2 separate regions of the Homo sapiens genome follow, and region 2 is linked to region 1. Evidence: chromatin loops called from intact Hi-C (ENCODE). Cell type or tissue: PC-3. All regions are shown on one strand.

The links. A loop is a pair of places that touch in the nucleus more often than their neighbours do. Peaks named below come from ENCODE experiments on the same cell type or tissue, not always from the same donor. Only the 100,000 strongest peaks of a DNase experiment are listed, where the experiment ranks them.
Region 2: a loop joins it to region 1, with 2.6 times the contacts of the local background. A loop is called at or near these places in 2 of 110 quality-filtered maps.

The regions. Positions count from the first base shown.
Region 1 is chr2:214,829,799-214,832,298 of GRCh38, reverse strand. The region is part of intron 1 of SNHG31 (small nucleolar RNA host gene 31); the gene reads right to left. Among named protein-coding and RNA genes, the nearest start is that of SNORA70I, 16 kb to the left of the region's middle. In PC-3, CTCF peaks have their summits at 1,127 and 1,327 (motif pointing right); no DNase peak of the experiment used is centred here.
Region 2 is chr2:214,675,201-214,677,700 of GRCh38, reverse strand. No RefSeq gene overlaps it. Among named protein-coding and RNA genes, the nearest start is that of BARD1, 130 kb to the left of the region's middle. In PC-3, no CTCF peak of the experiment used is centred here; a DNase peak (open chromatin) is centred at 1,090; H3K4me3 peaks cover 412 bases; H3K27ac peaks cover 1,390 bases.

The sequences.
Region 1 (2,500 bases):
CTAAAATTCCTTGAGCAATAAATAAATAAGAAATGATAGTAAACTGTAACAGGAGTAATACTAACGGACACATATTTGTTCCAAATGAAGAGTAACTGTGAAGTAAAGACAGTTCTCTAGTATCCTCCTAGCTCTCTCTTCTCTCATTTTCTCCTTGTAAGTTATTCTTCACCCTCTTCTGATTGTGCTCATGCTACCTTGGTTGCTCAGAGTTCCCCAAGGCTGTCTTCTACCCAAGTCCATTGTCTCATGGTAACAATCTGTCTTGTATCTGCCTTGGGCTAACTACCTTAGACCTCTGCTGACATCTTCCTCTTAAGGCAGAAGATGTCTGAAGATGTCTTTCAGAAGAACTGTCTGACTGTGTCTCATTTCGACAATCACAGTCTGCTTTACAATGTTATTAAATGTTTTGCAACATGATTGTGCCATAGGGCTACATAAAGTTTGGTGTCTTGTCCCTCTTTTATAGGCTCCATGGCTTAGCAAAGTGGTGAGTATAGATAACAGCTTAATAGACACAGATTAAGTTTGAGTGTACTACTTGTTATTCAAAGCCTGCTGTTTTTTTCCATTTTTTCAAACAGGCAAATCTCTCAACAAAAATGTCACTTTTTCAATAAGCTTTCACCAGGTGATGCAATGAAACCTGGATCCACAAGTGAACATCGGGATTTGGGCAGATGAAGAATATTTCTGTCTGGAAGCCATAAGAATTAGTGCTATAACTAATCTGACTGAATTCTAGGGATGATGAAGTGAACACAGATCACCGGGAAGTGGAAGATTAACAAGAGAATATGTTCCTTGCTATACAGTTATAATCTGGGAGCTTATGGTTTCTGATAATTTCTCAATCCATTTTATACTTTTATTAAATCTGTTATTAGGTTACAAGTTATTAGACTTAGATGTAGCCTGTTGTTCATTGCAAAACATGGCCTTCAAGTAAATGCTAATATGGCTTCTAAAGGTTAATGTCACCAGAGTCAGATTTTTCTAAGCAGCAGTTTAAAAGGTTTGACATTTTCTGAGTTGCCCCTGAGAAAGTGCCTCTCTAAAAGCACACCTCCTGCCAGAATGTAGCACTTTCAGAAGCTAGACTCATTTCAACAAACGCTGAGTGCCTACTATATACTAGGCATGCTGGTATCGGGGGAAAAGGAGGGCTTGCCTTCGAGACAATAGAGATAGTGATTAGATCTAAAAGAACCAAACACTAACCCCATCCTCTCCCCACTGTTTACTGGCAAAATAGCACAGCAAGGACAGGTAACATGAGAGTATAAAGGAAGAGCTCATTAGGGGAACTTGGGAGCACAGAAAGACTTCCTGGAGGGGGCGATAAAGCAGCTGAGTTTTCAGACATGAGTCAGGATTATGGAGTTTATATTTCTGACATCTAACAACACCATGTATTAATAGTCCATCATCTCGTATTTCTTGAATTTATATAGTGTAATCTTGGAACAAAAAACAGTAAATATAATCATCCCTTAATGGATCCCTGTGGACACCAAAATCGTCAGATACTTATGTCTCTTACATAAAATGACATAGTATTTGCTTATAATCTACACACATTCTCCCACATACTTTGAATCACCTCTAGAGTACCCATATTACCTAATACAATGTAAATACTAGGTAAATAGTTGTTATACTGTATTTTTTTTTAGTTTGTATTATTAGTATTATTGCATTGTTTTTGAGTATTTTCAATCCATGGTTGTGTGAATCAACCCATGGTTCAGACATGGAACCCACAGGCACACAGGATCTACGGTATAGACCTAGCATGAAATTGTGTGATGGCGCTCAGCTATAAGGTAGCCATTCCAGTGATCCATAACATGTTTGTATCAGTTGATTTTTCAGACTATCACATTATTAGCAGGCACCCAGGACTGGTCTAACAGTTACAGAATGAGAATCAGAAGGTCTAGTTCTACATAAAGAACTTCCTACAGAAGTGCCTTTTAAAAAGAGGCTCTGGGCCTGGTAGGCAGTTTCTCAGCGGTGGGCAGTCTAATTGCAAGTTTAATTGCATAATTTCTTCAGTGAAAGGAGAATGGATTCTTTGACTCTATGAGCCTATAGAATAATAAGGGTACAAATAATTACAATTGAGGAAATATGATAAATCCAAGGGAGAATACCCAAATTCATTAAATCTTATTCATTATCAGTTACAGCTGTATACAGCAAGGCTAAGAGGATTGCAAAGTGCTTAGGGTAAAGAGGAAGGTAGGTTGACTTTAGTAAAACTATCAATGAGTTTTTATATCTCTATTGATTTTCTTGCAGGAGTTAAGGTTCTTCCCTTTGGGAGGAAAGGAGGGGAAAAGGGCTGGGGGTAGGAATAAATGCAGAATCAAGTAAAAGTGAGAGAATCACGTTAAGAAAGACCAAATTGCAATTTGTCCGATTTATGCAAACAAATTAAGTTGGAGCAAAGCAGATGTGAAGATTGAATAGAAATTTCTGAGTATGGTGACTT
Region 2 (2,500 bases), 150 kb after region 1:
TATTTTACATTATAAAAAACCTTATAATATATAAGATTATATTTTACAAGACACTTGAAGTATTGATATTTAGGCAAGTGACTATCTCATGCTAGTCAAATTCCCTAAGTATATAATTCACTGGCTCCTACTGGGACAGCATTTTAGTAAGGTAGTCATCCAGATAGATGGCATTTTGACCTTGAAATGGACAGACTATATAGTATTAAGTTTAACTTTGAAGTTGGAAAATTGTTTAGTGGTATCATAGTTTGCTAACAGTTTCCCCCTAAATACCTATACCTTCTTAAAGTTATAGGAGACTTTCAGACAATATCAGCACCTTCAGAAAATACATATTACTCAGGAAATGATACATTTGCTAATAAAAATAATTTATATATGCATTTATCAATAAATAGGTTCAGAGAATCATCCTATACTTTCTGTTGAGAATCCTGTATAAGGATTGTAGTCAAGGTACTCAAATTGTCTTTCTAATAGACCATTTCTTATCAGCTTTACTTGGTCTATAATTTTCAGTGTGACTAGCTTTTTTTCTGATCTTTAGGTCATACTTCAATTAAGTAGTATTTTATTAGTAAAAGCTTTTTCTAATTAAATTACAGTCACGTGCTGCATAGCGGATTTCAGTCAACAACTGACTGCATATACGATGGAGTCACCTAGTAAGCTAATGTTAATTTATTATTGAAGAAATAAAAATATTTTAAAATAAATTCAGTGTAGCCTAGGTGTGTAGTGTTTATAAAGACTAGAATAGTATATGGTAAAGTTCTAGACTTTCACATTCACTCACTACTCACTCACTGACTCACCCAGAGCAACTTCTAGTTCTGCAAGCTCCATTTATAGTAAGTGCCCTATACAGGTGTACCCTTTCTTATCATTTATATAGTATTTTACTGTACCTTCCCTATGTTTAGGTATCTTTAGATATGCATACTTTCCAGTGTGTTACAACTGCCTGCAGTATTCAGTACAGTAACATGCTGTACAGGTTTGTAGCCTAGGAGCAGTAGGTTATACCGTATAGCCTAGGCGTGTAGTAGGCTATACCATTTAGGTTTGTGTAAGTACACTCTGATGTTTGCACAATGACAAAATTACCTGAAGATGCATTTTTCAGAATGTATGTCATTGTTAAGTGGCATGACTGTATTCTACTTAAACTGCATAAAAATCTCAACTTTCTCTTTTAGGATGAATATAGATTTTACTGCTTCTTGTCTTTGTTCTTTTGCTTTGTGCATCCACCTGTGTACCCAATTGTTTTAACCCACTGTATCTTATCATTTATTATTTATTATTATTATTTTTTGATACAAGTTCTCCCTCTGTTATCTAGGCTGGAGTGCAGTGGCATGATCTTGGCTCACTCCAGCCTCAACCTCCTGAACTCAAGCAATCCTCCCACCTCAGCCTCCCCAGTAGCAAGTAGCTGGGACTACAGGCACGTGCCACCACTCCTGACTAATTTTGTTTATTTTTTGTAGAGACAAGTTCTCACTATATTGTCCAGGCTGGCTTCAAACTCCTGGGCTCAAGCAATCCTCCCACCTTGGACTCCCAAAGTGTTGGGATTATGGGCGTGATCCACTGTGCCCAGCCCCCACTGTATTTTAATTTATCACTGCCTGTACCCTCTTTAGCAGCTATAATCTTAATTATTTCCAAGTTTGAATTGACAGAATTTAGCTTGCTACTAAATGACTGGAAATTAACTTTCTCATATCTCAAATGTCCCCAGGTTTTGCTAATAGGTAGCAAGGTTTCAGTGTGACACTATTTGAGGTTCTGTAGGCAGTTAATGAAGTTTTTCTTTTAAAGAAATCTTTTCCTTTTCACTAAATGGCCTCCAGATTGCTGGTCTGGCTGGACTGGTGTGTTCTTAGCAATACCCTCAGGGCCTGATATAGGTGGAGCTTGCCCCTTTCCTGTGCTACTGTGGTTGGTATCCTCCTGCTGTTGCTGGACCTGCTCCCATTATTACTGCCTCAAGCCTCTGCAGTCAGTTCTCTTAGTTGCTCCCTTGACACTTCGCTGTACTCATCTTTCCCACTCTTCTTGCTACTCTTCCAACTAATCTGCCTTTGGTGATGAAAGTCCTGACTTTTTCTATTTTTTTTTTTTTTTAAAGATTTTACTTTCTTTATCCAGGTAGGAAGTTAGACATTTTACCAAGGTCTAACAATGACTGATTCTTCAAAGTGGGCACAACCTTTTAAACTCAGGCTATGTACGCAATAACCTTGTGGAATTGGTTCAGCCAGATCTTCACTTGCATGAAGGCACAGGGTCTGTCCTTTTCTTTCCAGAGGCCCCCTCTCACATTCCACTGCCAGTTCCTGTTAGGCCTGACTTTTATAACAATGGTATTCCCTTCCTTATGGTTATGAAACCAATCAACTGCACACCAGGTGTGTAGCATTCCCATACTAACTTTCAGCAGCTGACATTACCACTGATGCAGGTGCATGCCATCTTTGGGCTATGCCAC